Linked DNA regions of Homo sapiens: region 1 is linked to region 2. Evidence: chromatin loops called from intact Hi-C (ENCODE). Cell type or tissue: CD4-positive, alpha-beta T cell. All regions are shown on one strand. Links, peaks and the distances in the headings refer to the core of each region. The heading gives the core; the rest is flanking DNA. Region 1 has its middle 30 kb from the start of TNS1. Region 2 holds the start of DIRC3 (disrupted in renal carcinoma 3).

What was found. Peaks named below come from ENCODE experiments on the same cell type or tissue, not always from the same donor. Only the 100,000 strongest peaks of a DNase experiment are listed, where the experiment ranks them.
Region 1: it touches region 2 in a loop (8-fold over the local background); 86 of 110 quality-filtered maps call a loop at or near these places.

Annotation. Positions count from the first base shown.
Region 1 is chr2:218,024,910-218,040,866 of GRCh38, forward strand. It overlaps a transcript of TNS1 not described here and a transcript of RUFY4 not described here. Among named protein-coding and RNA genes, the nearest start is that of TNS1, 30 kb to the left of the region's middle. RefSeq lists enhancers at 449-1,364, 6,740-7,296, 9,415-9,948, 9,949-10,481, 11,337-11,426 and a silencer at 10,275-10,324. In CD4-positive, alpha-beta T cell, for the core only: a CTCF peak has its summit at 10,035 (motif pointing left); a DNase peak (open chromatin) is centred at 9,942; H3K4me3 peaks cover 1,287 bases.
Region 2 is chr2:217,779,626-217,795,582 of GRCh38, forward strand. DIRC3 (disrupted in renal carcinoma 3) reads right to left here and starts at 10,818. Exons shown (of 13, transcript NR_186301.1): 1 at 10,459-10,818; 2 at 2,881-2,996. RefSeq lists enhancers at 5,821-6,115, 5,941-5,990. In CD4-positive, alpha-beta T cell, for the core only: CTCF peaks have their summits at 9,741 (motif pointing right) and 9,943; DNase peaks (open chromatin) are centred at 9,766, 10,330 and 10,856; H3K4me3 peaks cover 1,442 bases; H3K27ac peaks cover 527 bases.

The DNA.
Region 1 (15,957 bases), core at 7,228-12,227, 250 kb after region 2:
CAGCCCCCTAGTCCAAGCAGCACCATGTCAACTAAAACAACTGAGGAAAGGGATATTAACTCAACAGCCAAGAGCCAGCCTAATGGCAGGAGGGCAGGCAGCCAGGCTGAGCAGGCCTAGGCCTGGAGGGAGCATGATAGCCTGGGGCCCAGCTTGCTGCCTCCTTCTAGGTGCTTGGGTCACCCCTACCCACCCCTCCCATGCTACCTCTGACTCCCTGGACCAAAGGCCCTGGACCTCTTCATGCCTCAAAGCCCTGCAGCAGCTACAAGAATGCACCTCGCAGACCTTCTGCTGCAGGAAGCAGAAATGACGAGGGCCCCAGCTGCATACTTTATTTATTTTATTTTATTTTTTGAGACAGAGTCTTGCTCTGTCACCCAGGGTGGAGTGCAGTGGCATGATCTCATCTCACTGCAACCTCTGCCTCCCAGTTTCAAGACAGTCTCCTGCCTCAGCCTCCCGAGTTGTTGGTATGACAGGCGTGCACCACCATGCCCAGCTAACTTTTTGTGTTTTTAGTAGAGACTGGGTTTTACCATCCTGGCCAGGCTGGTCTCGAACTCCTGCCCTCAGGTGATCTGCCCACCTCGGCCTCCCAAAGTGCTGGTATTACAGGTATGAGCCTGTAATCTCCTGGCCTGGCTACATACTTTAAAATCCATTGCTGTGTTTGCTGAGGCCAGACCCCCCCACAGGCTTGTCCCTGCCATTGGCAGAGTGCAGTGGTGATACTAAGGCAGATCCCTGCCTGGGAGACAGGGGATTTCTTTCTTTTTTTTTTTAATTTCTGTTATTTAGAGATCCCCCAGATTGGAATGCAATGGTGCAATCATAGCTCACTGCAGCCTCAAACTCCTGGGCTCAAGTGAGCCTCCTGTCTCAGCCTGCCGGGTGGCTGGGAATACAGGTGTGATCACCCCACTGGCACTAGGGACGGTCTTTCTAGATCAACTCCACCTCCATGGTTCCCTGTTGGCTTTGCCGAACTCCTCTCGGAGTGCAATGAGGCTAGGACGCATCCTCCAGGCCTCTTTTCCTCTCTCCTTCCCTTGGGGTCAGGTTACATTGCGGTGTGAGGCTCTCCCAGCCTCCCCTAGCCCTTTCATTTCAAAATCAGGCATTTCCCCTAGTAAAATCCTCCATTCAGTCCCATCTTGTTTCTCAGAGGAGTTAAACTAAATCCCTTAGATAATGACACCACCAGGAATAACATCTTGATTAAGAGCTGTCAATATGTCCCACACTATACTAAATGCTTTTAGGACAGTGGAGGAAACCAAGGCACAGAGAGGTTACATAAGATCTTCATCAACACACAGCCTTTAAGTAGCCAAGCCCAAGTGGAACTCAGTGTAAGCTCGAAGGCCGCTTGTACACCTACTCCCTTACACTATAACACAGATGCCAGCCATCCCTACCGCCTGCCTTTTGGGGGAAGAAAGAGGGTAGAAAAGTGACTTGAGGCTCCCGAGGAGTGGACGAGACAGACTCACAAGAAGACACAGATGGAACACGAGAGTGACAGAAGGAGAGAAAGGAGGCAGACAGGAGACCAGAGGAGACCAGGAGCCTGCTCTGGGCCCGAGAATCCTGACCCTGCAAGTGAAAGCTCCTCTACCTCCCCAGGGCAGGCCAGGTTGGAATATTGGGCCCAAGGAAGCAGTAGAGAAAGGAAAAGGTGGCTGTAGGGCACTTTCCCACCCAACCACTTCTGGCCATCCTTGACCAAACACTCCGTATCCCTACCTCCCTCCAGCCCTTTTCCCACCCACCGCGTATGTCAGGAGGCTGCGCCACAGGTGCCCTTTGCAGCACCCAGATCAGGAGACTCCAGTCCCACTCTTCCCTCCTCTCCTTCCCCTCCAAACCCTCAAGGGCAGGGCAGACATGCCTGGCCTGGGTCTAAGGTCCCAAGAAAGCCAGGCCTGTCCCTTGCCCATCCCCCATGGGAATGACGTCTGGGTTGGCAGCAGGTGAAACTGAGCCAAGAGGACATGGCGGAGGGCCAGCCACACGAGGTGAGCTCTTGGCTCAGATACTGGCCTGGTGGGCTCAAGTTCTTGGGGCTACTGGCTGGGGTGTTGAGGGCTTGGTGGAGGGGAAGTCAGGGAGGAGGAAGGGCAGCCGGCTTCTGGGGGCCCACGAAGGGAGGAGAGACTTTACGGCAAACACAATACCTGTACCGCACCCCACCCCACAAACACACACACACACACGCTCATTCTTGTTTGGCCCAGCCATGTGAGGACACCCACCAGCTGCTCCAGTCACCCTACACCCCCCTGTCGTCTTCCACCCTGAGCCAGGGATAGTTTAAATCATCGGTCCCTCTCTGGGGGGCCTTTCAGGGACTCCACGGCCTACACGATAAGTGTAAAGCCCAAACTCTTCAGCTTGGCATTCAAGGCCCTTTGCATGTAGACTCACCTCGTTCCCAGCTTCTGATCCTGCCTCTCCCCCGACCCTACTCTGCACCCACACTTAACCACTCCACTCCCTGAAGGGGCCACATGCTTCTAGCACCTCTGCACCTGACTGAAATGGCCTTGCCCCTCCCTCTGGGAAGGTGAACTCCTGCTGAAACTTTTAAGAACTTGTTCAAAGTGTCGCCTCCTCTGGGAGGGCTTTCCAGACTGTCCCAAGCAGAACAGGTCAGTCCCTGCTCTAGAAACAGGTGACAGCCCTCGGCACATTGTCTCAGGGTGATGTGTTGGACCCTCTGCCTCCCGCACTGACTTCCCAGAAGAGGTTGGGGTAGAGATGTCATGTGTATGCATGGGGCTTGGCAGAGGTGAGGGGACGGTGGGAGTGGAGGGTGGATAGGGAAAGAGAAGGTGGCAGATGAGTGGAGGAAGAGATGAGCAGAAAGGCAGAGGGGCTGAAAGGTGAGCAGACAGGTGAGGATTCAGAGGCTTCCCCAGTGCATAGCCAGCATCCACCCAGAGGCTCCAGGCCAGAGGCCCTGCAGACTGCAGGCTGGGCCAGAGGACTCTAAGGAATCAGGATACTCTCCAGGCCACACTGGACCCCTCTCAATTTCAGCCATGGCAGGAAGAGGTGGGTAAAGTAGGATTTGGTGGCAACGCTCAGAAGTTCCTGGGAAAGGATGCTGGTAGGAAGGCCCAGACAAGCTGGCCTGGAGGACACCGCTTTCCAGCATCCTGGTGACTGCCACCTCTGCCAGCCCCAGCTGGTCACCAGGCTCTAAAGTCTTTTCTCATGCTCTTCAAACCTCAAAAAGTCCTTCTGTCAGTTGACTTCACCTGACCCTGCACACATTCTTATCTGACTTCCAGCCATGCATGAGCTGGCCCCCACTGGCCTTACTCCACCCCCCATTCCCACACCTGCACCCTCCTGCTGGGTGCCCAGAGAAGCTCAGGCCCAGATGGGCCCAGGGGAGACCTCTATTTCCCAGACAGAACAGCTCCACCCCGTACAGCAGGCCACCCGGGCCTATCACCACCATCCTCTTGCACTTGCCCTATCTGCATTCTCTCTCCTGTCTGTGGGGTCTCTACCTGTCCACCTCTCACCATTCATCCAGCCATCCCTTGGGCAACCTTTATTGAGTATCCAGATGTCACAGGTTCTTTGCTAAGTGCCTGGGATACCAGGTTCACTAAAGCTTGGCACTGGCCTGAAAACCCTGGCTCATGGGCTTACTGGGGAGGCACACTTTAAACAGACAGCAGCAGAAGCACCCAGCACTCTCATATCTCAGGCCAGAAAAGGACCCTAGAGCTTGGGGTCTTCCATCCCCTATCCTTGGGGTAGATTTGCAGCTTCCTGCTCTGGGCTTTACAGCTACTCAGGCTGGGAGGCAGAAGGGCTGGCCAAAAGCACCAGGCTGGGGTCTTGGGGGTGGAGGTGAATTTAAAAATCAGAGCTGGGACAGTCAGCAAGGGGACCTGGCCCCTAAGCATAGCCTGGGTCCCCTTTCCTCCCCACTACTTGGCCTCTCTGAAGATGGCAGCCTATACTTCCCACTCACAGGCTGCGGCCCCTCTGGGGTCTGCCTTAGCTTGCCTGCCCTTGGCACCAGGCTCTGTCCCAGTGCCAGGAGCCCTGGGCAAGTTCATACATCAAACGAGGAGGCAGTGGCTGGCTTCTTTCCCTTCCGGAAATAGCAAACAAATAGAGGGTGCAGCCCTATCTTCAGCCTCACGCCCTCCTGCCCCTGCTAGGGACTCAGGCCTGCCCCCAGAGAGTGAGTAAGACTTAGAGAGGTGATCGGTGGACCCCCACCCACCCCACTCCAATGCAGGACTCCAGAGCTTCTTTCTCCTTTCCCTCCTGAGGCACAAGGCCGGGGGGCAAGTGAATTGAGAAGAATCATTACAAAGGGACATAAGAGGATGCTAGAGAATCTTCTCCCATCCCCAAGGCATCCCTCACCCCCATCAAGGTGCTGAAGTTCTCCCTTCATTGAATGATTCCTTTGATTCCGAGACACGTGGGTCTTCCAGAGACATCATCAAAATGGAGGGACACATATACCAAACAGAAATCTGGCTTCATGATCTTCAAAACACATGCATGAAAGTGTTCTTAGCAGTGCTACTCACAGTAGCCCAAAACTAGAAATGACTCGAACGCCTGTCAATAGCAGAATGGATAAATGGACAGCGTGTCTTCACACAGTGGGACGCTGTCCAGCAATGAGAAGGAACGCTCAAGACCACACCCAGGAATATAGATAAAGTTCACAACCATGATATTGAGCACAAAAGAATACATATGATGTGCTCCACTGATTACAAGTGCCATTCATTTATTAGACATTCTAGAACAAGTAACTCCCTGTGGTTAGAAGTCGGGATTGCGCACTGCCCTCCAAGGGGGATTAGTGACTGGAAGGGGCAGGAGGCACATTCTGAGAGCTGTCACTGTTCTGTTTCTAGACTCTGCATGCCAAGTATGTGAGTACGTGCGTGTGTTCAGTCAGTGGGAAGTTTGTACACTTTTCTGTGTTTAGGAAATATTTCAACACACTAATACAGACAAATGCCTTCACAGCCACCCTCTCTGTGAGATGAGAGGGGTTATTTTCAACTTCCTCCTGCTCCTCGTCCACATCCAAGCCATCTCCATGTCCAGTCCTTTCTCCCAAGTTAGTCATGGCCCCACTCAGCCCTCTCCCTGGCTGACCGTCTCTAACTCTGACCACCGGGCACCTCCCTGCCTGCCCTGCCTCCCAGGCACCTTGCTTTGACTCTCTCCCTCCCAATCCATATACACACAGCATGTGTGCTAGGGCTCCCGGGGAGCCAGGAGCAGCCAGGAAAGCCTTTGTCCACTTCTATAACAGGTCCCGGCTCTTCTCCATGCTGGGACCTTCAAGTCGGCTGCTCCAACCACCTGGAATGCTTCTTCCTCCCAGCTGCTCTTGCTTCAGCTCCTCATTCAGATGTCACTTCCTTCACCTTCCCGGTGCAATCCCTCTGGAATCCTCACCCATCACATCCTGAACTTAGCCTCCATAGCACTGTCTCCAGTCAGCTCAATGACTTGTTTGCAGTCTGTTCCATCTCTCCCACTGGATTGACAACCCCCTGAGGGCAAGGACCCGAGCTGTCTGCTTTCTGCCCTATCCCCAGCCCCAAGCTCCATGCCTGGCCTATAGCAGATGCTCAAAAATGCTTGAATCAGTGTTGAATAAATGAATGGCCAAGCGCATCTGGCTTACAGGCAGCCTCTGGGGAAAGCAAAAGTTGCATCTGGGGATGAAACCCTCACTTGTCTGGACCCAGGACTCCTGGGATGTGGTCCCAGCACTGAAACTCACTTCTAGTGTGACCTTGGGCAAGTCACACTGAGGACGCCCCCTCTGGTCTTCAGTGTGCTGTTTTGAAATACACGGGGTGGATAAATCAGGGCTATAGTGGGGCTTGAAGAAATATATGACATTGTGTATGTTTGCACAGTGGCTGTGTGTCTGTGTGTGTCAGTGTGTGTGTGAGACTGTGTGTAAGCGTGTGTGTATGCATGTATGCGTGAGCATGGGTATGAGTGTGTGAGCATAAGTATGAGTGTGTATGTGTGTGAGCATGTGTGTGAACTGTGTGTATGAGTGTATGTATGAGTGTGAGTGTGGGAGTGTATGTGTGTATGTGTGTGTATGTGAGTGAGCATGTGAGCATATGTGTGAGTGTATGTGTGTGTTTGTGAGTGTGTGAGCGTGTCTGTGTGTATGAGTGTGTGTGAGCATGTCTGTGTGTGTGTGTGTATGTGTTGTGTGAGCATGTCTATGAGTGTCTTGTGTGAGTGTGAATGTGTCTGTATGTGTGTGAGTGTGTCTGTGTGTATGAGTGTGAGTGTGTGAGCATGTCTGTGTGTGAGTGTATGAGTGTGTTGTGTGTGAGCGTGTATGAGTGTGTGAGTGTGTCTTTGTGTATGAGTGTGGGTGTGTGAGCATGTCTGTGTGTGAGTGTATGAGTGTGTGTTGTGTGTGAGCATGTCTGTGTGTGTATGAATGTCTTGTGTGAGTGTGTGAGTGCACCTGTGTGTATAAGTGTGTGTGTGCATGTGTGTATGAGCATGTCTGTGTGTGTGAGTGTATGAGTGTGTGTTGTGTGTGAGCAAGTCTGTGTGTATGAGTGTGTCTTGTGTGAGTGTGTGTGTGCCTGTGTGTATGAGTGTATGTGTGTGTCTGTGTGTGTGTGCACCTTCTCCCTAGCAAGAGCACCCATAGGTTACATCAGATTCTCAAAGGGATCTGTGTCCTCAAAAGGCTCAGAAGCACTAAGATCCTTTTCAGCTCTGGGGTCTCTGATTCTACATAACAAGAAAGAGAGGAAGAGGAGGTCATCCAACCCATGGGGGAGGGAGTCAGACCAGATCCTAGAACTTCCAAAAGGGTTGCAGGCCCCACAACAGGAATGCAGGGGAGGCTGCAGGACCAGGCCCCAGGAGAACGTCTAACCTCAGTAGTTCTCCGGGCTGAAAGAAGCAGAGCCCAGAAGAGCTGACTGCAGAAACGGAAGAGGCAACAGCAGCCAGGAGTCTCCTCCCCACTGCTCCCGCCCCATCCACAAGCACCCACTTGTCCTGGGATACAGCAGAGAGCAAGGAGGCACGACTGGCACCCGGAGATGCCCGCCAGGCCCCTTGGCACCCAGAAGGCTTGGCTGGAGGACTCAGGAGGGTGCCAAGCCCCAACCTCTTGCTCCTGAGGCTGACATGTGGGACCATAGGAGGGCTCAGGGTGTAGGGCAGTTGTGGGACCTAGAGAGGCCACCTGGGAGGGGCAGGGCCCACAGCTGCAGGCACTGACAACCCAGAGCTGGACTTGGAGGCTTAAGAGCCAAGGCATGCACCCTCTCAAAGCCAAGGGGAGGAGCAGGAGCCAAATGCTGGCCAGGGGAGAAAGAGGAGTGGGCAATGGGGCCTGGGGGACAAGGCAGTCCAGGAGAAGGAGGAGGACAGCCTGCTTGTGGAGGAGGAGGCAGCATGACAGGGGAAGGGGGCGATGTGGCCTGGGTAGGAGAGGGCTGTGCTGAGGGGACAGGAGAATAGCGAGGCTGGGTGTGGACACAGGCAGCAGGAGCTCAGGCTGTGGTCAAAGAGAGATGCTGGGCCTACGGCAGGGCCTGGGGCAGGAATGGGGGGTGTGTCTGCAGCAGGACTGGCAGTGGGTGCGCCCTGGCAGGCAGCCCAGATGTCTGGGTAGCCACTGACTCTTGGCTTTTGAGGGGATCAGCACCCAGGAGATGTTTATCTGCCCCAAGAACGAGGGTATCACCCCTCCTCTAGTGAGGCCCCAGGTGATGGGTGCAGGCTGCTCTTCCCTAAACCCCTGAAGGGGGGAGCCCCGAGCAGCAGCAACCCTCACTGGAGCCAGAGTCAGGGCACAGCAGCTGGGATGGAGCTTGATCCCCACAGACAGAGGAGGGAGGGAGTCACAGGCGAGCTCCAGGCTCTCTCCAGAGGCCGCTTAGAAACCAGCTCATCTGATGCAGACACTCGTCCCCATCCCTCTCCCTGCCACTGTCACACACCGGCACACACACCCTCCCCTCTTTCTCCCCTTGATCATCCACCTCCAGAGCCCCGGCTCCTCCCTCCATCACAGCCCCACTCCCTGTCCCTGTCCCTGCCCACCTTTACCTGGCCCAACAGGCACCTGCCCCATGTCAAAGCTGGCTGTGTGGGAGGTGGGGAGGCAGGGACACAGGGTGAAGAAAGAAGACCCACCAACAGCGAGTCCTGAGGTCACAGGGACCTAGAGAGGAGTTACCCATCCCTGGTGACCCCAAACACCTCCTCCTACTCTCCCAGGAAGAAACCAGCACCACACCTATCCCAGGCCTGATGGTTCCCTGGCAGACTCCTCCAGAGCAGACACCTGCCTCCCAGCTCAGACCTGTCCCCACTGCCAGGTCAGCTCCCCACTTGCTAGTCTCTGAGACTTACCCAGCACAGAGAAGGCAGGGGTGAGAGGCCAGCCTGTCCCCACCATCCTGGGGAAGTCCTTGCTCCAGTGGGGCCCCCACCCTCCTAACTCCAGAGTCCTCCTAAATGAAGGGACACTGCCAGAGCTGCCCCTTGGTCCAGCTCGAGGAAGATTAACTCTTTCCCTACCTTGCCCCAGCACTCCAGGCCTGCCCCTCCTGGGTGACTCCTAAACCAACCTCACCCAACCTATTTGCCCTTCTAGGGGTCAGGTCCTATATCACCCTCCTCCCAAGGGCACAAGAGACCCAGGGGAGCCCTCTACCCAACTGGAGGCCCCTTCACCCGGTCGTGGTCCTTCCTCCCCCTTGGTCCACCTGCCTTGCCGCACTTCCCAAGCAGACTAGCACCGTCCTGGGCTGGCTACTTAACCTGTGTCAGGTGCCCTGGGCTCTGCCAACCGCCAGCTCCCGACTCGGGGCGTCGTCCCTCACCCATTCCCGCAGCCCCTACCTGAAGCGGTAGCTGCCTTCTCTCTGCACAGGCCAAACCCCCGGACTCCCAGCACTCAGCCCGCGCCGAGACCCAGGGACTCCCCGGGGGCTGGGGACCGCAGAGTGGTCCGGGCCGCAGCTCTTCGCAGCACACCAGGCTCACAGTGCAGCCCATCCGGCCTGGCGCCCCGGCGGGCAGGGGCGGAGACGCGGGAGCCCCAGAAGCCGGCCCGCCCCCAGCCCTTGCGACAGCTCAGCCCAGAGCGCCTGCGACATTGGCAGGCGAGCAGCAACGACCCCAGCCTGGCCCCGACAGAGTCCCTGCCTTTATGTCCAGCAGCGACAGGAGCCCCCACTGTGGGGCCTGATAAGGGTCTGCAATACAGGTCCCGAACACAGCCAGTGAGGAAGCCCACCTCAGGGAGGGGAGAAGGGAGGGCGGCAGTGGTGGAGTCCTTGGGACAGGGACTTCAGACAGTCTGACTTGGGGGGCAAGGTGAGAAACACACCAAGAACGTGACAGAGGGACAGGGAGAAGATAAAGGCAGACAATGAGGAAGAGGCAGAGATGAGGGACAGAGATGGGGGAAGCAGCCTCCGCATGGGGGATATAGGTGCAGGACGGAGCCGAGGATAGAAACCCTCGGGCATCCGTTGTGCTGGTTTTTAGATGCGGTTCCTGGGGTTTGTGAAAACAGCCGTCCTCCCAGGCCCCTGCTCCACTTCCCTAATACTAGCCCCTGGAGCAGCCGAGCCTGGAGAAACGAGGACCCGGCATGGAAAGACCCCAGGCTCAAGGAGGCAGAGCACAGCCAGGGTGGGGGACCCCAGCCCACCGGGGAAACCCGCCCGGCCCATTGCTGCGCACAGGATCTCACTGGTGGTCTCACATCCATCCTTTTGGGAATGGGATCAGGCCTGGGGGGTCGGCACTGATGACCAGCACTCAGGGGGACCGCCTCAGCTGACTGAGGTGGAGACAGGAAGGAGGAGCGTGGTGGGGCCCTCGACCTCCCCTCCCCACTCTGGAGCGCTGCCTCACAGCCCAACCAAGCGACACGGAAGAGACAACCACAGGAATAGCAGCTGCGGAGCTCCATGGCCTCCCTGTGCCCCCTGGTGGCGAGAAGGAAGAAAAGCAAGAGCAGGTGCTGAAAACGAAAAGGAAACTAGCAGCAGTCCCAGCTACCACAATGGATCAGCCCCCATTTGGCCAACAGGTGACTCTACCCCAGGTGGGCCTGAGAGGACCCATCCCCCATCTCACCATTCTGCCCCAGCGCCCTGGATCCTGCCTCTACCACTTCTTCCCTGCGCAGTCACTAGGGACGGACTCTGGCAGCAGAGCCGCGCTGTCGTGCCCCAGCCAGCCAGGCTCTCCTGGGTGAGTAGCAGGGAGACCCCTGGAACTTACGGGGATAGAAGGAGTGTGATGCCAGGAGCCAGGGGAGGAAAATGCCTGGCAGAGACGAGGGAGAGGAGGAGACACATGGAGCCGTTCATGGATTTCACACAGGATCTGGGCTGGAAGGGGCTGCCGAGACCATCAGTCCAATCTTTGGTCTACAGGTGGGGAAACTGAGGCTCAAGGAAGGTGAGTGATTTGCCCGAGATCACACAGTGAGTGTGTAGCCAGGCCAGGATGGAGACCCAGGTCTCTGGGCTCCTGACCCCGTCCTCCCTGAATCCCATGCCCCAGCCACCTCCCTCATTTACCTCCGTTTCCCTCTCCCCTTCCCTCCACTGTGTCCCACTGCTGTACCACTGCCACGCCACCCCAAACTCCAGCAGCCACAGCCCGGGAGGCAGGACACCTGGGTTTTCCGCTCCATGCCTGGTCTTGACTCTAGGATCTCAGAATAAGGCCACCTGCTCTCAGGGCCACAGTGTCCCCGTCTGGGCCCCAGGATCCATTGGGAGGAGAAGAGGATGAGATCCCCCAGGAGAGAGGCAGTATTAAAACCAGGCACCCTGCTCCCCCCACACACGCAGCATCTGCTCAGCTCCAGCCTTGGGGCCGCGCTTTACTTCTGCAACCTCTCCTCAAAGAACACACATTTCCATTCAGCTGGGGCCCAGGAAAAGATGAGTGGGTGTCTCGAGGAGGATGAGTACCCGGGTGAGGCTGGGGGCCCTCCATGGGGAACATGGGGACACTCCCAGCCTAGTGTCCACATGGCATGAACCCTCACGGGGCTGCTCACACCAAGTCAGGGCCCAGAACACAGGCCCTGTGGGCACACACACCTGAGTTCAAATCCTGGGAACCTCTGTGATGCTGGATAAAAGACTTACCCTCTCTGTGCCCCAGGTTCCCCTCTAGCCTCCCAGGGTTATGTGGGGATTGAATGGGACAAAGATATTAAACAATTAGCACAGTGTCGTCGCCCAGGGACTGCTCAATCGGTGGAGGCCACACCATCATCTTCACACCCTGGCCTACAAAATAGAGCTGGGATTTTCCCTTGCTGTGTGGCCAGATATAAGTCTTTCCCTCTCTGGACTTTACACAAAGGAGGCTCTGCATCCTCCTTTGTGTAAGGAGAGAGTTGGGCAGTGAGACTCAGGGTTCTTCCTGGGCTCACAGTCCAAGTCACAAGGAATCACATTATCTAGCATCCTACGACTGGGTTAAATTAAAACAGGGGGTGAGAACGAGTGAGTCTAGAAGTCTAACTCTATAAAAGGGACCACAGTTCCAATTTGAACCAACAGTTGAGTTAAGGATGCTGCTAAAGTCAGCCACTGGGTGGCCTAACGGATCTCTTAGATGACGTAAAACTTTGGGTTTGATGTGACAGAACCAACACTCCCTCAAGTTACCCACAGAAGCTACTGGCTGTGAAATCCTAATTACAGCATAATGCTGCCAAGTGAAAGGGGTAGACATAAGCAAGGAGAAATTAAGAGAGGTAAGAGATTCACCACGATGAGGAGTCTTCTTCAGTGTTTTGGGGAAAGCTGTCCACAGCGTGAAGTCATCAACTTCTCACTCTGGTTTGCAGTTTAAATATCTCTGGTTATGGCATCAGGTATTTTGGTGAAACTCTGTGTGGCACGCACATCAGGCATGAAGGTTTTCCCTTGAAATGTACACTAAGTTGCCCAGCTCCAGCTTATAAGGCTTCAGGAACAGAGCAGTTCTTGTTCTTTGTAATTCCATGGGAGAAAATTGGATTGGAGGAATCTAGAAGGAATCAAGATCCAGTCCAGTCTACAGGTAGATAATAAACTGAGGCTGGGTGCAGTGGCTCAAGCCTGTAATCCCAGCACTTTGGGAGGCTGAGGCGGGCGGATCACTTGAGGTCAGGAGTTCGAGACCAGCCTGACCAACATAGTGAAACCCCATCTCTACTAAAAATACAAAAAATTAGCCGGGCGTGGTGGCAGGCGCCTGTAACCTCAGCTACTTGGGAGGCTGAGGCAGAAGAATCCCTTGAACCCAGGAGGCGGAGGTTGCAGTGAGTGGAGATAGCACCACTGCACTCCAGCCTGGGCAATAGTGCAAAACTCAGTCTCAAAAAAAAAAAAGATAATAAACTGAAAAACAATGAGCAGGGCTACAATCTAATAACAGGCACACTATAATTTTTCTTCCGAAACATAATTTTTCTCTCTACATTCACTCTCATTTCTACCAAAGATAATCAAAGTAAGACTAATTTGTTTGCAAAATAAGTTTAGCCTCATCAAACACAGCCTGACTAATTAAATAAATGCAGCAAACATAGCAATTGACCACAGAGGTTTTCTTTTAAAGCTTGCTTTGTTGGAACTTTTGATAGGAAATCTCAAATTGGATTTTTTAAAACCTCTTGAGGCTAGAAAGCCAAACCAAGGCAGACTTCAGACTTCACCAGCAATACCTATAGATTCCTTCTCTGGACATTTTCAAATATGACATCCCAGTCAATGCCCTAGTAATATACCCAATACTGTCAATATATCCTGTTATAAAGAGAACCGATTCCTATAGAACAGAAGCAAATCACTATATTACCATACCAACAAGAATACTCACAAATAGTTTCTGAATTCTGGAAGGATCCTATGTGGAGAAAAAGTAAGTGTTTCCACTTTTGTTCACAAAAGTACATTTGGCCAAATTTCTGTAATCTATAGATAGTTTAAAAGAAAAAAACAGTTTCCTAAACTATGGCAAACAAAATATTTAAAGAACCAGCAAAGTTTCAAATAAAAATTCATAAAAAACATTATCCTCCTCAGTTCATTTAACCTCATGTAATTACTTTGTTCTTCTTGATCTTGGTTAAGTTTCATGATAGCGTCAGTCTCTTCCTTAGAGTTATGGAAATTCTTACCCAGTCCAATGGTATGATCTTAAAGTTATCAAAAACCTTTCCATGAAAGTTATCAGAGTCCTTTCCATGAATCTCCTTGAACACATAACACCTTAGAATTACAGCTGCTTGAATAAAAAAAAAAGTTTTCAGAAAAACACCAGAAAAAAAAGCAATTATTTGTGGACAATATGTCTTGAAATGGCCATAGTTAAACATCTTATTTGTGTTTATTATGATGATGCAACTAAGAAGGAAATTTGGGCATCAGAGACATAGACAGAGCTGAGTTTGCTTTTGCAAAGTGCTCCATCAGTAAAAATGCACAGTTTTGGGTGATTCATGGTGAATCTGTTTTCATTTTAATCATTACATATTCATTTTAAATTAAATTAACAAAAGTGAATTGATTTAAAGAATATTACACTTCAGCAGACATGGCCAAAATGTGAAAGGTGGTTTAGAGATGATGGAAGTTTGGAAGACCCCAAATTAGATGATCATGTTATCAGTGAAGAGTGCCCTCAGCGGCTAGTAACAAAAATCTGACTCCCAGTGGCTTAAAAACATAGCGGGTGAGGGGTTTTTGGTGGTATTATTTTACACATAACATTTGCTAATGTTGGTTGGGGGCTCAGTAACTTCCAAGGCTGACTACCCTCTTTCCGATTCATTTGCCCTTTTCCTCATGGCCCCATGATGGTTGCTGCAGCTCTAGCAGTCACAAGCAAAAGGAAAGAAAAGGGAGAGAGGGTGCCAAGCAGTGTCTTTCTTTCTCTTTGGTAGGAAAAGCGAGGGCTTTCCCAGAGCTTGCAGCAGTCTTCTCCTTGACCTTCATTAGCAAAAATCATATCCTTGGCCACCACTAGGTGTAAAGAAGTCTGGGAGAGTGGGCAATCGGTTGCATAACTGGTTTAGACCATCCTCATCCAATGGAGGTTCTATCGGTGAGTAAGGAAGGGGCATCACAGCAAGATAAACCAACATCGGTAAAAGCAAACTGAGAGTGGCTACTGTCTCTTTAAACTTCCTGTCACTATTTATACATGAAAAGAGAACCCAGCAGGAGAGTATGATCTACCTTTAAAAATAGGCTTGCCAGTGGCAGAATTGTAGGCATCTGTGGCATGATAAATTTGACATTTGTGGTAGGGCAAGATTTACACTACCATTAGAGGATGGTTGGGAAGGAACAATGGCAGGCAGACCAGGTGGGCTGTGTGTTCGGGCATACCTGTGGTATGAGTGTGTGACCAAAAGCAATAGACAATGAATTGTGGTGGTGACACATGGTCCATGAATCACAGTAGAAATGTCTCCCATTATTTATTTCCACAACCGTTGATTGAGCACTTACTATAGTCCCTGAAAGAGAACACAAAGATGAATGGAAGAGGATTCTTGCTCACAGGCTGGGGGAGGGTGGACTTGTAAACACATCACTGCAGTATAGTAGGGTTCATGTTATAATGGAGAATTGATGAAGGTGCCAGAAGACTCAAGCCAGGGAACAGACATTAGCTGCTGGGGGAAGCTAAGGCAGGTTCCCAGAGAAGCCGTTCTCCATTACTGAGATGGGGGGAGCAGTGACCTTGACCCCAGCTCTTCCATTCATGGACTGCCCCAGCTCTATGGTCTCTCTGCTAACCATCCAGACTCTGGGAGTGGCCTATGCCCCCAGCCTCAGAGCCATTTAAATCAACTGGTCATTGGCACTGGTTGTGCAAAAGAGTAGCTAGCAGCAAAGGAGCGTTCATTTTCCCATCAAATCCCCACCAGACTACCTCAAAGCAGCCTGAAAAGTAAGTAAAGATTGTGTGCCTGTTGTCCAAACGCAGCTCAAGTGCAGTCTTCCACCTCCTTCCCACTGGATTGCCCCCAATTTGCTCCTAGAGAGGACTCCTTCTGAAGTCTCTGCTGTAAAGTCAAATCCTTCCCCCTTTATTCTTATCAGACAGTTGCAAGCTTTCACAGGTGATCTACCAGGGAATTTAGGAATAAACAAATGGAAATAAATTCAAGAAAAGGAAAAGAATAAAAGTGATCATCCATAGAGTGGAAAATTCAGATAATGGATCCTCAACCCCAGCTTCACACCTGGGACCCCCGCTTGGTCATATGGACCCTGGCAGTCTCTAATCACAAGTCTGTGATCCCTTGACTTAACTGTTCTTCTCCAGATGTAGACATGGTTGGGACTCAGAAGGGAGGTGTCGTCTGACTTGGTTTCCCTATTTCACCTTACTCATCAAGTGCCCTCTAACTGTTAAGTCACTCTGATCTCTGAGCTGTGGCTCCTACGGTTGGACACACCTGGCTGGGGCCTCAGGAAGGAAGCCACCTTTGCTTGCTAGGATTTTCTTTGGGGTAGGACAGCTTGGCTTGACTTTATTTTAGAAAACGTGTTCATTTCTGTGGGACCTGAGGATTTCTGATAAACTGGTTGCCCTCCTCCTGCCTTATGACCATGTACTAAACTCTGACTTCATACCTGGAGGCAGGTGAAGAGGAGGCCACAGCCTCTTCCTCCCCTCTTTTTATACCTTGCCCTTTTGTGGGAAGAGGCTGACAGTTTTCCAATTTGATGTTTATTGCTTTGCCCTAAGATTTTGTCTTTGGTGAAAATGCAAATACTGGTAGGGACGGAACATACTAAAATGTGTGTATCTGAGTGGACTTATCATAGATCCTCAGGTCTGGCAGCAAATAAAAGGTGGACGACTCTGTCCCTCGATTTGCAGATGAGAAGACTGAAATCTATAGGG
Region 2 (15,957 bases), core at 7,407-12,406:
TAAAAGAATTCTTGGAGCATCAAGAAGGAAGAAAAAACAACAGGAGTAAAAATTATACTTAAATACAATAGACCTTCCTTCTCCTCTTGAGTTTTCCATAGTTGAAGCAAAAATTATACCGCTGTCTAATTTAATTCTCAGTGTATCTGGAGGAAATATTTAAAACAATTATCTTCTAAATGTGGGAAGGTAAAGGGACATAAAGAGAGGAAAAGTTTCTACGTTTCACTCAGACTGGTAAAATGTTGACACCAGTATACTTTTATAAGGCACACATCAATAACATAATATCTACGGCAATCACTTAAAAAGCTATACAAATAGGTGCACTCGAAAACACTGTAGAGAAATAAAAATGTAATTCTAAAAAATGTTAAGTAACCCACAGGAAGGCAGAAAAAAGAAACAGAGGAAGAGAAACAAAGAGAAAACAAAAATTAAAATGACAGACTTAAGCCCTAACATATCAATAATTACATAAATGTAAACCGTCGGCTGGGCACGAAGGCTCACGCCTGTAATCCCAGCACTTTGAGAGGCTGAGGCAGGCAGATTATGAGGTCAGGAGATCGAGACCATCCTGGCTAACATGGTGAAACCCCGTCTCTACTAAAAATACGAGAAATTAGTCAGGTGTGGTGGCACGTGCCTGTAGTCCCAACTACTTGGGAGGCTGAGGCAGGAGAATCACTTCAACCCAGGAGGCGGAGGTTGCAGTGAGCTGAGATTGCACCATTGCACCCCAGCCTTGGTGACAGAGTGAGACTCCACCTCAAAAAAATAAATAAATAAAATGTAAATGATCTAAATACACCAATTAAGAGAGGAAGATTGGCAAAGAGAAATAAAAATGCTGACCCAACTATACGCTGCCAGAAACTCACTTCAAATATAATTATACAGTCAGATTGAAAGTAAATGGATGAAAACATATATATCATACATATAAATATTAATCAGAAAAAGTAGTGGCTATATAATATAAAACAGACTCCAGAACAAAGAAAATTACCAGAAACTGGAAGAGACATTATACAGTGATAAAAAAGTCAATCTACCAAAAAGACCTAGCAATCCTAAGTGTACAAGCACCAAACAACAGACTTGCAAAATATGTAAAGCAAAAACTCATAGAATTAAAAATAAATAGAAAAGTCCACAATTATAGTTGGAAACTTTAATGCTCCTCTCTCAACGATTAATAGAAAAACTAGACAGCAAATAAGCAAGAATATAGAATAACGCAACTGCATATTCACCAAGAAGATCTAATCAACATTTATGGAACACTGCACGCAACAACAGCAAAATACTCTTTTGTTTTCAAATGTTCACAAAACAAGGTAGACCACATCCTGGACCATTAAAAAAAAAAAAAAAAAACTTCAATAGATTTTTAAGACTTGAAATTATACAGAGTGTATTTTCTAGCCACGATGGAATCAAACCAGAAATCAATAACATAAAGACAACAGGAAAATGTCCAAACACTTGAAAACTAAACAACATTCTTCTAAACAGCCCATGAGTCAAAGAAAAAGTATCAAGGGAAATTAAAATATATATTTAACTAAATTAAAATGAAAATATAATGTCAAATTTTGTGGAAACAACTAAAAGACTGCTGAGAGGAAAATTTACAGCACTAAAAACATACATTAGAAAACAGGAAAAGTCTCAGATAATAATCTAAGCACCTACCTTGAGAATCCAGGAAGAAAAAGAGCAAAATAAACCCAAAATAATCAAAATTAAAAAAAAGATGTCAGCAGAAATCAATGAAGCAAAAAACAGAAAATCAATGAAATAAATATTAAATTATTTGAAAAGATCAATACGATTGACAAAATTCTAGCAGGACTGACAAAAAGAGAGAGAAGACATGAATTATCAATATCAGAAATTAAACAGGGAATATCATCAGAGACTCTGCAGACATCAAAAAGATAATAAGGAAATACTATGAACTCTACACATATAAATTTGACAACTTACATCAAATGGGCCAATTCCTTGAAAAACACAAACTACCACAATTCAACCAATCCTGAAAGATTACCGTATGATTCCAGTTATATAATGTTCTTGAAATGACAAAATTGTAGAAATGGAGAACAAATTAGTAGTGGCCATAGATTAAGGAGGGTGTAGAAGTAGGAGAAAAGTGGGCAAAGTTATAAAAGAGCAACAAAAAGGATACTCGTGGTGATGGAACTATTCTATACCTCAGCTGTATCAATGTAATTATCCTGGTTGTGTTATTGTACTACAGTTTTGCAAGATGCTACCACTGGGGAAAACTGAGTAAAGGATACATGAGATTTCTCTGTATTATTTATTGCAGCTACATGTGAATCTACGATATCTCAAAATAAAAAGTTTAACTTAAAAATAAATAGGCCAGGCACAGTGCTCATGCCTGTAATCCTACCACTTTGGGAGGCCAAGATAGCCGGATCACTTGAGGTCAGCAGTTCGAGACCAGCCTGGCCAACATGATGAAACCTCATCTCTACTAAAAATACAAAAATTAGCCAGGCATGGTGGCACGTGCCTGTAGTCCCAGCTGCTTGGGAGGCTGAGGCAGAAGAATCGCTTGAACCTGGGAGGCAGAGATTGCAGTGAGCCGAGATTGTGCCACTGCACTTCAGCCTGGGTGACAGAGCAATTGTCTATCTCAAAATAAATAAACAAAATAAAATAAAGCCAATTCAAGAATGCAGGTGGAGGGGATAAAAAGAGGTAAAAGGAAAAATCAATGCCTGGTTTTTGATACATAATTTCAAAAGAAATCAAGAAAGAGTATATAGAGTTGAATGAACAAGAAATAGAGGTCCACATGCAAAATTTCAAATGAAAAAAATAGCCAACTATTCTTACCATCAAAAAATTCCAGGAGGTTGTGAGTCGGGAGGATCGCTTGAGCCCAGGAGTTTGAGGCTGCAGTGAACTATGATCACACTACTGCACTCCAGTCTTGATGATAGAGCAAGACCCTGTCTCAAAAAAAAAAAAAAAAAAGACTTTCATATTTTTATTCTTTAAATTAGGAGGAAGAGTTAAAGTAATATAAGGAAGCTAAATTATTTTCTTTTACTACAAGGGTTCAAAAGCTAATTTTATATATAAATTACATATATCTTAGCTAAGACATATCATGTATGTGTCTTAGCCTATTAGTTAGATTAGACCAGTAATTCCCAATGAACTAAAACCAGAAAAAAAAAACTAAAAAAGATTGCCTTGATTTTTATTTTCAGTACTTTCAGCAGACTAAGTATTTGAATTGGCTCTCCTGCTTAATAGAATAAGAAAAGCTATATAACATTTTTCATCAACTTGAAGATATTTAGGTTGCTATCAAAACAGTGAAAAATGAGGACACCAAGATCCAGGAGGGGATCAAAGAGGTGAGCCTGGCATTTGGATCTGATTTTCTCCAGATGCATCAGCCCATTCTGGGAGACAGAAGTGGTGGACTGAGAAGCTGAGCATATTTTTTCTTTTAGGGGAGGGGGTTGGTTTTTTTACTACTTGGTGTTCTCTGAGCTTCTGGAACCTGTGGTGTGCTATCTGTTGCTAATTTGGGGAAATTCTTGACTATAATTTGTCCAAGTTCTCCCTCCTTTTCTCTTCCCTCCCCTCCCCTTTCCCTCTCTCTCATCTTCTGGGATTCCAATTACACATATGTTAGCCCACTGATATTATCCTACAGTTCTTAGATGCTTTGTTCTGTTTTTTCACAATTTATTGCCCTTTGTGTTTCAGTTTGAATAATTTCTACTACACTGTCATCAAGTTTACTGATTCTTCTCTCAGCTATGTTGAGTCTACTGACAAGCCCATCAAAGGCATTCTTCATTTCTGTTACTGTGTTTTCTATTTCTAGCATTTTTATTTGATTTTTCTAGTAGTTTCCATCTCTCTTTTGAAATTACCCATCTGATTATCCATGAAACAAAGTGGATTAATTTCAAAAACATATTGCTAAGTGAAAGTAAGCCAAACTGGAAATACTACATACTTAATGATTTCATTCACATGACATTCTGGAAAAGGCAAAACTATAAAGACAGAAAACATATCACTAGTTACTAGTTACTAAAGGAGGCAGGAGTGGATTGGCTACAAACAGGAATAAGGGAACTTTGGGGTGGTAAAATATATATTTTTATTAAACAAATGTATATACTAATAAAAATTTATAGACTGTACACTTAAAATGGTGAAATTTTACTGTATGCAAATTACATGTCAACAAACCTTATTTTGAAAAAAATAAAATGATAAAAATAAAATAAAGCCCTGCCATTACACATACTCCAGAAGAGATAAATTTTTTAAACTGGCCACACTAAGTGTTGTGAAGATATAGAACAATGAGAATCCTCTTACACTATTGGAGGATTGTAGATTCCTACGAGAACTTTGGGAAATTATTTGACAATATCAACTAAAATTGAACATATGCACGCCCCATGACCCCGCCATTCCCTTACTAGGATTATACCCAAAGCAAAATTCACAAAAATGAATGCCAAGAGACAAGTACAAAACTGTTTATAAGCCCTGATTCATCATAGCCAAAAACTGGAAACAGTCGCATATAATTGATAATTCAATGCACTCTACATTTCTATATACTAGTGTCGTATGCACTTTTCTAAACACATTTTGTGCTTGTTTTATACTTTATAAAAACGTATTCCATAGTTAAGTATGCAACGCCTTTCATGCTTGGCCCCTGCCCACCTCCACAGCCTAATTTCCTGTCCTATACAGTCTCATTCAGACAGACCATAGCCCCTCCCTCATTCTCCACGCCTTGGCACATTCTGTTCACACTATCTGGATAGTCTGCCATGTGTCCAACTTTGAAAATCGTCTTCCTCTACGTAGCAATCTTCATCTTCACTTCAAAGCCTAAATCAGATATTATCTCTTTCCAGATGCCTTCGTTGAACTCCCACTCCATACAACCTTCCCCCAACAAGGCTGCATTAGGTACTTCTAACTTAATTCCTCATAACACCCTATGCTTTAGGTCAGAGTTTATCAACCTCATCACTTTTGACATTTTGGGGTCAGATAATTCTTGATGTGAGGGGCTGTCTTGTGCATTTTTAGGAATTTTTTTTTGCATTCTCACCTTCTACTCAGTAGATGCCCATATTATGCCCCCTCCCCACCCCACACTGTGACAAATGGTCTCTGAGCAGCAAAACCACCTCTGGTTGAGAAGCACTGTTCTGGGGCTTTGGAGGAGGCTTCCTGTGCCTGAGTTCAGAAACAATTGAGATATCAGCCAAAAGTCAGGGAGATGAAAATCAAAACGTTAGTGATAGAGCTGAGTGGAGAATGTGGCTCTACCCTCCCATCCCGGAGACAAACGGTGCAGGATGACCAAGGGCCCCCACACAGGCAGGCCCCTCGGGGGTGGCAGAGAGGAGACTGGGATGCCAACGTCCTGGGTAGGGGCTGGCTGAGGGAAGGGGCAGATGGAAGGAGCTAGCCGATTTGCTGGATTTTTCCTTCCAACTCCCCAGCCCGACATGAAAAAGATGGTGCCGGGTGAGGAGAGAGGCCGGGGGATTACTCAAGAATCCTTCCAGAGGGAAAAAATGACGATGGCCCTAACACCGTGCCTCCGTCACAGCATTGGGGACATCATTGTTCCTGGCCTCTTGTCTGTCTCCTGCATGGACATGGAGGGTATGGACTGTGTCCTGTTCATCCCTGCATCCCCAGGGCTGGTCCAGGGCCTGGCTTGAGCTGGGAGTTCACTACATGTCCTTTCATTCTTCTAGTCCCCACCATTGCTGCTATTGCAGTGTGCCTGGGACCCTTAGAGCCCCACAGTATCTCCGGAGAAAGCCATCCCTCTGCCTCCTGTGTCCCCGGCTCAGGGACATCGCTCACCAAGGGAGCCTGATACGTGAAAGAAGTTCAAATGTTCTATCAACTGGGAAGGCCTGCGGCAGCAATGGGCACTTCCTCTGCACCACAGCCATCCGACCACAAGAGGGCGACATCCCCCTTCCAATGCCTCTACAGCCGCCATCCCTAAAACCAACAGCTCGACCCAGGACCAGAGCGGACATACGAAGGAGGTGGACCCCCTACTCCCCTTTCTAAAGGAAGGAGGGGGCCCTGCACTAGGTGATTGGCCTCATGGGCCACAGCTGGGCATCTGGCTGACTCAAGTTCTAGGCTTCTCCTTCCCCCAACCCGTCCCCTCGAGGTTCTCTCCTATTGAGCTAGGGACATCCCCAGCCTCTCCAGAGCCAGTGAGGTGACCACTCCCTGGTGCTATCCTGGGGGCTCCACCAGCCCTGGGCTGATCAGGAAGGCCCCATGCTGGCCCTCAGCTTCCCACCATCCCCACTTCTAAGTGGTGCTGCTACCTCTCAGGTCCTGCTTCCCTGTGCAGCCTGGATTCCTCCCAATGCAGCCCTTGTCCAGCTTCGTCTGCCTCTTGGGGGACTGTCCTAGACTCTCTGTCACTGGATCTTTGGACCAGCCAATACTATCAGTTGCCTCACCTGCTAAGGGCACAGTGAGACAGCTGGTCACCAGGATGTCACGGGCCCTGAGCCTCTTCTCTCTAAGGCCTGTCCTTGCTACCCCTCCTCTTGTCCCACTCTTCTCTGATCTCAATGACTTCTGCCATTGTGTACAAAATTGGTGGGTTCTTGGTACACTTGAAGCCGCAGACCCTAGCGGTGAGTGTTACACTTCTTAAACATGGTGTGTCCAGAGTTTGTTCCTTCTGATGTTCAGATGTGTCCTGAGTTTCTTCCAACTGGTGGGTTCGTGGTCTCACTGGCTTCAGAAGTGAAGCTGCAGACTTTTGCAGTGAGTGTTACAGTTCTTAAAGGCGGCGCATCTGGAGTTGTTCCTCCCTCCCGATGGGTTCATGGTCTCGCTGGCTTCAGGAGTGAAGCTGCAGACCTTCACAGTGGGTGTTACAGCTTATAAACGCGGTGCGGACTCAAAGAGTGAGCAGCAGCAAGATTTAGTGCAAAGAGCGAAAGAACAAAGCTTCCACAGTGTGGAAGCAGAGAGCGGGTTGCTGCTGCTGGCTAGGGCAGCCTGTTTTTATTCCCTTATCTGACCACCCCTCACCTACATCCTGCTGATTGGCCCATTTTACAGAGAGCTGATTGGTCCATTTTGACAGGGTGCTGATTGGTGCATTTACAATCCCTGAGCTAGACACAGAGTGCTGATTGGTGCATTTACAATCCTCTAGCTAGAAGTAAAAGTTCTCCAAGTCCCCACTAGATTAGCTAGACACAGCACTGATTGGTGCCTTTACAAACCTTGAGCTAGACACAGAGTGCTGATTGGTGTGTTTACAAACCTTGAGCTAGACAGAGTACTGATTGGTGTATTTATAATCCTTTAGCTAGACATAAAAGTTCTCCAAGTCCCCACCAGATAAGCTAGATACAGAGTGCTGATTGGTGCATCCACAAACCCTGAGCAAGGCACAGAGTGCTGATTGGTGCATATACAATCCTCCAGCTAGACATAAAAGTTCTCCAAGTCCCCACCTGACTCAGAAGCCCAGCTGGCTTCCCCTAGTGAATGCCGTGCCTGTGGGCAAAGCTGCCTGCCAGTCCCGTGCCCCACACCTGCACGCCTCAGTCCTTGGGCGGTCGATGGGACCGGGCACCACGGAGCAGGGGGCGGTGCCCGTCGGGGAGGCTTGGGCCCGGTGGGAGCGCAGGGAGGACGGGGGAGGCTCAGGCATGGTGGGCTGCAGGTCCCGAGCCCTGCCCCTCGGGGAGGCAGCTGAGACCCCGCGAGAATTGGAGCACAACACGGGCAGGCCAGCAGTGCTGGGGGACCCAGCGCACCCTCTGCAGCTGCTGGCCCAGGTGCTAAGCCCCCCACTGCCCAGGGCCAGCGGCACTGGCTGGTCGCTCCGAGTGCGGGCCCCCGCCCACCCAGAACTCACGCTGGCTCGCAAGCACAGCGCGCAGCCCTGGTTCCTGCCCGCGCCTCTCTCTCCACACCTCCCCACAAGCAGAGGGAGCCGGCTGCAGCCTTGGCCAGCCCAGAGTGGGGCTCCCACAGTGCAGGGGCAGGCTGAAGGGCTCCTCAAGCGCGGCCAGAGTGGGCGCCGAGGCCAAGGAGGTGCTGAGAGGGAGCGAGGGCTGCTAGCACGTTGTCACCTCTCACCATCTCAAGACCTGGACCCCAGCATGCTCCTACCCCCACACTATCTACACCATTCTGGATAAGCCCAAAGTCTTTGGAAGCAGATAGAGATGGATTTGAATCCTTATGCAGCACTTACTAACAGAGTTGTTACTTACCTTCTCCGAGCCTTGGTTTTCTAATCTGTGAAATGGGAGTGATCACGGCCACCATTTTGAGTTTTTTGTAAGTGACATCCTGTGCATCTCATGCAGGGCCCAACAGTATCATAGACAGCCAGTAAATGTTACTTGCCTCCCACCATGTCACATGAGCACTGTGCTCGGCATTCTATACACAGAATTGTGAATATCCACATAACTTTGTCAGCTAGTTATTACTGGCCCATTTTATAGACGAAGAAACTGAGGCAACAAGAGGTCAAATAATTTGTCCGGGATCACATAAGTGAGAAACTAGCAAAGCTGACACTTGGGCCCATATTGGATGGATGTGAAGGCAAATCCTGCTCTGCCTGGGCACTCTGCCCCCATGTTCTGCCTGCAGGTAAAAGAGAGTGTTTTACTGTCCTTGTTTTCTAATAGGCTTCTCAGTGCTTTGATCCTACCTCTGCAGAAGCACCCACTACCACTCCTTTTAGGGAAAAGAGGACTATTTACTTTTTAATTTTACTTTCAATCAGTCAGATTCAGTTCCACGTTCATAGAGACTTGGGGTAGTTCAGTGAAATCAGAGCCTGGGTGTCCTTGGAGAAAGGTTGATGTTCATGCTCACTCTTTTTGTGGGGGTCATTGACTCTGAAAAAGAGGGAAGTCTAATAACTGAGTCTGGGAAATAAAGATGCCTGCATTTCAGGTTCTCTGACCCAGATCCCGGAGGATGGGGAGCAGCTGTTTCCATCTCCGCAGGTGCTAGAACCTCTAGGAATGTAGTCACTTGGAAGGGGAGAAGCAAGAGTGAGTGGAATAGAACTTCCAGAGGTCAAATCACCCGAAAGGTCCAGTGGAGCTGAACACTGCACCGTCTGCCACAGGAGAGGCGCTCACCTGCCCTGCCAAGCAGCAGGCCGGCTGCAGGGGAATGGACAGGTTGGCCTTGCAGACTCAGCGAGCAAGCACTAGGGCATGGGCTATGCAGGGCTGTGAGAGGGCAGCCCAGAGACACCCAGGTCCCAAAGGCCCAAAGAACGGGACATGGGGGTTTTGAGAGGGGAAGGATCTTGCCTAGGCCCCGTTGTGTCCAGTGCCCCTTCTGCTGAGCCACACCCTGGAGCCCTGGAGCTCTCTGGCTCCTGCCACTGCTGACTGCCTGAGTGGTGGTCATTGAGAAATGATTGAGAAAATCTGGGCCAGGTCCAATCCGCCACGAGGGATGATTGATAATGGGAACAGAGACTGTGGGTCTCCGTCCTCACCGCTGTACTGAAGCTTTTAATAATCAGCCTGTCTCTAAGTACCTGAAGACTCTCGGCTTCCAGCTGTCTATTAATTGTGCCTCTCAGGCCCTTGGACAGTTGATTCAGCCTACTGCCCACTGTGACCGCTTCCAGGAAAGGCAATGAGTGGCTGCGGTTCCCAAGTTGGCCACTAGAGGGAGCCGTAGCCCGTGGCAGCTCTGCCTTAACTGGCGGGGGAGAAGAAAACCAAAGGGTCACAGAATCCCTGCCTGTATGGACATCCCAAAGTCCTCCCTTAGCTCTCCCCAGTCCAAGTTTAGGCCCCTCCTGTTTTCAGAAGTTCTTGAAAAGGGAGGTCCATCCTCCCCTGAGGACCACTGGCAGCAGCTCCTGCCGAAACCCTGCCTACAGGTGCCTCAGCGGGGTGGGGCCTTGGGGGAGGCTGCCTGGGAGACAGAAGGCAGATGAGATGGGAAACGGAGGGACAGAGAGGAGGGAAGGCAGAGGGCAAATGCAGACAGGATGGGCTGGAAGGGAGGAGGCGCTGAAAAGGGAGACGGGGGAGACTGGAAACAGGAGAGAGGAGACCCCAAGGGGGAAACCTCGAACTCAGCCTCCCCCACCTGCCCTTCCTGCCGGTCCCAAATACTCATCCAGAGGAGGGCCCGACTCCCTCCCTCCAGTGTCTGCTGTTGCTCCCGGCCTGCCCTGTTTACCTGGCCAGCCACGGTCTCCCAAACACCAATCCAGGATTTGGGGTTATTAGAGGCTGGGGAGGGTGAGATCCTGGAGCAGGAATCGGAGAAGAGGAAGCGCAGTGAGACGGCTGTAACCCAGCACCAGGCACACACAGAACGCTGACGCTGCCCTGAATTCCACCCAGCTGCGGCTCTCACCTGATCTCCACCTCTCTTATATCTGCTTGGGATAGAGTTCAGCTGTTTTTAGTCATCTGAAGGACTGTCATTCACAGAAGGCTTCTCCTTCCCCGGCTGACACCTGCTGATACTGCAGCAGGAATGATCCAGGTTAGGTATCAGAAGCTCCTTCCAAAAGGCTGCCCCAGGAGGGGGCTTCAGCTTTCTGGGACACATCTCCTTCCTTCCTGGCCTCTGTCCTCGCCATCCTGACGTCTACGCAGGAGAAACCTTGGCCAAAGTGACTAACGGAAGCAAAGAGTAAAGCCCAGGAAAACACGTCGATTGGGGTGGGTGGGGGTCAAGGTCTTCCGAGCTGTCTATACTTGCTGTGTCTCTACTTCCTATTCACTCATCAGTTCACCAACTCTACAAATCTCGTGAGACTTTCATGAGCCTGACGCTGTGCTAAGCCACTTCCTCAGCCTCCTGCCCCCTACTGATGCTGTCGCTCTTTTCCCAAAGAAAAGGACAAGGATGATTTCTTTGTGGCCAAATTCAGTGTCCTTCTTCTGGGGCTCACTAACTTTGATCCTAAGGTGGTGGCTGGACTGTTGACCAGCCATTCTTTCCTTCTAGAAAAGAAGAAAAGCTCCTTTCCCCATCAAAACACCACCCCTTCTAGGTCCTCCTCCTTCCTCTCTGAGACCTCTGTCTTCTTCACAGGACCTTCTCCTCCTCTCCTTCCCTTCTCCTTACACAGCAATGTTCCCCTGCTTCCACCCACGACTCTCCTCTGTCTACAGTACCTCTGTGTCAGGATGACTCACAGCCTGCAAAGGCACAGCAATATTCCTATGTCTCTATTTTCTACATCACACAACCCTCTCTGCAGCACTAGCAAGAAACTTTAGGTTGTATCTAACACTTGGAGCTTAGATAGCACCAAGGCCTGGAGACAGGCCCACCTGGTCATCCAGTCTGTTGTCCTCAGAGATGTCCACCGTCTAGTCTGGGTGGCCCTGTGAGTTAAGCTGCTCTTTCTGCAGTCTCTAGACTCCACACATGGAGCATAGAAAGCTCTGCCCTGCAGCCTCAGGCCTTGTCCTCTGTGCCCGAGATACAGGGGAATGGACAGATTGACCTTGCAGAGGAGTAAGCACGAGGACAGAGGCCATGCAGAGAGGCAGTCACCTCCCTGGAGATAATGTTGAGAACTCCATGCAGCCACCCACCCCAACCCCAGACCCTTTCTCATTCTCTTTCTCCAGTCCAAGGGGGGCATTTGAACTGACCCAACTTGAGTCACGAACTCATCCCTGGACCAGTCTGCAGTATGACTGGAGGAAGTGGTCAAGATATCTCAATACACTGACATGGCCCCTGGTACCCATCCCTACACATCCCCCCCTTCCCATGAAAGAGGGGGACTCAAGCTGTTCAGCTACCCCCTCCCCATATGGTATCTAATATAACTCTTAAATCTTTCCCTCCAGCACATGTTGGAGTATGAATCAGAAATTTCCAGTTGTTCCCAATACCCACTCTCCTCTCCTCCTTTACTAATAACTCCCCAGAAGTATGGCTGTACTCATGGCTGCAAGGTATAAAAATGGCATTTCCCAGCAGCTAGTTGAGGCCATGTGACAGTTCTGGCTATTGTGATCTGAGCAGAAACAATGTATATACTGTAAATGTACCACATCCTTAAAGAGAAGGGCACGCCCTCTCCTTCCTCTTTTCCTGCTTTTCACTGACTAGAATGCAGTTGTAATGGCAGGAGCTGGAGCAACCATAATGGACCACATATTGAGGATGGCAGGGCGATCAAATTGAAGGGCCCTGGGGTCCTGACTAATTTCATAGGGGAGAGCTATAATACAAGTAAGACAAAAACAAATGGCCACATTTAAGTGTTTGGTAATTCAAAGTCTTTGTTATAGAAGCTGCACTAATATTCTAACTGATACAGAGCTAAAGAGATCTTCAAGCCAGGTACAGTGGCTCACGCCTGTAATCTCAACACTTTGGGAGGCTGAGGCAGGAGGATCACTTGAGCTTGGGAGTTCAAGACCAGCCTGGGCAACCTAGCAAGACCTCATCTCTGCTACAAAAAAAAAAAAATTGAAAAAATTAGCTGGGCATCGTGACACACACCTGTAAGTCCCAGCTATTCAGGGGGCTGAGGTGGGACAATTTCTTGAGCCCAGGAGGACAAAGCTGCAGTGAGCTATGATTGCACCACTGCACTCCAGCCTGGGCAATGGAGCAAGACCCTGTCTCTATAAAAAACAAAAACAAGAGATCTTCAGTCCATTTCTATAGCACTTTCCAGCTATGAGATTTGGAGCAAACTACTTAATCCTTCTGAGCTTTCATTTTCTTAGCTGTCTGCCTATTTCCCACAATCATTTTATAAAATGAATGAAATAGCATTTAACAAAGCACCTAATATAACATTGACATATACTTGGGGTTCAGTTGATGTTGAAACTGACAGCCCAGTCATCTTTACAAAATACCAACCAGATCCCCTGCCCCCTTGATTCAGAATCTTCAAACATTCCCACTGCTCTAACTACAAACACCAAACCCTTCCTGTGGCCTGCAAAGCCCTGCCTAGCTTACCCAGCCTCTCTAGCCCAACCCTCCCCACCTCCCCCAACCCTCCCACCTCCCCAAACCCTCCCCACCTCCCCCTGGCTCCCTTTGCCCACACTGACCTTGCAGTCCCCTCACTCCCTCTACAAACATTGATCAAGGGTCTTCCACAGGCCAGACACTGTGCTGGGACTTCACACATACAGACCTGGAGCCTTGCTCTTGCAGACTTTACAGTCTAGTGAGGGAGAAAGAAAAAAAGAAGTTCACATAAATAAATAAGCATAGCTAACATTTACTGAGCACTTACTACCTGCCAGGTGCTGTCTGAGCTGTTTTTGCCTACATAAATTATCAACTCCTACAACCCTCTGAGTTAGGTGTTACTGTTATCACCCCACATTTTACAGATGTGGAAACAAGCACAGCAGGGTCAAGCAACTTGCCCAAGGTCACACAGCTAGTAGGCATGGAGCCAGAATTTGAACTCATGTAGTCTGACATCATAGCCTGTGCATTCAACCACGAGTCTGTCCTGCCTTCAAATTCATGTCAAATTACAACTGTGAAATGTGCTATCAAGGGAGTGTACGTGGGGTTCAGAGGCATGAAGACTCTCCTGCCCCTGGGCCTCGGCATGTGCTGTTCCCTCTGCCTGAAACACCCTTTCTTCCCTCTTTGCCTGACCAACTCCTGTTCACCCTTTGGATTCTGACATTCAGCACATGTCACTTCCTAAGGGACACCTTCTCTGCTCTCCCCAGAGCATCCAGATCCATTTAGAAACTCTTGCTCTATAAAGCACCCTTGCTCCAGTGCACGATCACACTGTGATTATATATTTGCTGATTCTTTATATGTTTTTCCTGATCCCACGAGACCCGGAGTGCCATGAGACAAACAAACACATTGTTGGTGCTCAGGGCCAAGTACAGTGCCTGTACATAGTAGGTGCTCAGTATGTGTCTTTCAAATCAGTTAATTAATTGGTTGATTGACTTACCCCAAGCTGGGCCTGCTGTCTCCAGAGCGCTAAAGCTCCGTTTCTCCTGGTGGTCTCTTGCTCTCCTCAAGGACTCCTACCCATGCCCCAGTGGCCTTGGCTCCTGATACCCTAAACCAGCCAGAATCCCCTGAGGGAGGGAGGGGTGATGGTTCAGCCAGGTCAGATTCTGCAAATGCAAGAGGGGCTGAGGGAGGGCCGGGGTGGGGAAATGACAACCTTACAGGCACCCCTTGGTTTCCCAGGGCCAGACCTGGGAAGGGGGTTTCCCAGAACCGATCTGGGAGTCAGGAAATGGAGCAGAGGTTAAGAGGAGGGGCCCAGAAGATGGACATCCTGTCTCGATGGCCAGAAATGATCTTTCAAACCCCATAAAAGCTGGAGCCATGGAGGCGGTTGTACCACCATCCCACACGCTGTGGTCTGGAGTCCAGAGCCGGCCAGATCAATATCATGTGAGAGGCTTTCTGCTCCAGCCTTTTCTGCTGCCAAGTGTCCCCAGAGGCCTAAGGAAATGGCGGAGAAGGCAAGAGCCACCAGAAAAGGAAAGGAAGCTCATGTTTCTCGATGCCCTGCAGGGCCAGCAGTAAGCTGAGCACCATGCTAGGTGCTGTGTGGTCATGCAGCCCTCCAGGATAGGTGTGACCCCATTTGACGGATAAGGAAACTTGGGCCCAGCCATGCCTATCCTCTTGGCTTGACCTGGATGAGGTGGTCTCCTGGCATGTGCCAGCAGCCATACCCAGGACAGAGCCTCGAAAGGGCCTTTTGCAGTCTCTGGGCCCAACATTTCCAGGTACAGGAGCTCACCCCTCCCAAAGCACCCCTTTCCATTTCAAGCATCTCCTCCCCGCTCTGGCCTCCCTGTGGCCCTCGTCTATTACATGGGGAGCCCAGAGAATGCTGACTGTTCCAGAGAGGAGGCCATCAAACATCGGAGGCCAGCATCCCATCTCAACCTCCCTGAAGCTCTTCTTCTCCAGGCCGAGGTCTCAGCTCCTTCAGGTGCTCCTTGAGGCCCTGACCCTTTTCTACCACACCCCAGCTTGCCCACATCCACATCCAGTGTGCACCAGGCCCCGCAGCTGATCTGATCTGCAGAGTTCATGGAGACATTCCCCTCCTTTGATCACGCCCTTCTGCTAACTAGTGTGGCAGGGGTCAGCTCACTGTGGGAGAAGCTCCCTGCCCCACTGATGACCCCATGACCCCTGGGACTGACTCATCAGTTAGCTGAACACCAGAATGCTTGGAGAGAAGGAGGTAGGAAAGCAGATGCCTGCATGGAGACGCAGCATATTCCGAGGGACTAGGTCTCTTGTGTACGTGTGTCTGTGTGTGTATGTATGGGCCTGTATGTCTGCATATCGTGTGTGTGTGCATCTGTGTGTCTCTGTGCATGTGTGTTCATGTGTGTGCATCTGTGTGTGCATGTGTATATGTGTGTCTGGTGTCTCTGTGTGTCCGTGTGTGTCTGCATGTCTTGTATGTGTGTGCATCTGTGTGTCTGTGTGCATGTGTTCATGTGTGTGTACATGTGTCTATGTGTGTGCCTGGGTATATGTGTGTCTGCGTGTCTCTGTGTGTCCATGTGTGAGTCTGCATGTTGTATGTGTGTGCATCTGTGTGTCTGCATGTGTGCTTGTGTGTGTGCATCTGTGTGTCTATGTGTGTGCATCTGTGTCTGTGGGCATGCGTTTGCACGTGTGTCTTTGTGTCTCTGTGTGCGCATGTGTGTCTGTGTCTCTGTGTGTACATATGTGTGTCTGCATGTCTTGTGTGTGTGCATCTGTGTGTCTGTGTGCATCTGTGTGGGCATGTGTATGCACGTGTGTCTGTGTGTCTCTGTGCACGTATGTGTGTCTGCATGTCTTGCGTGTGCTTCTGTGTGTGTGAGGGGATGTGTCTTTAGTCCTATACCTACTGTCAGTGTT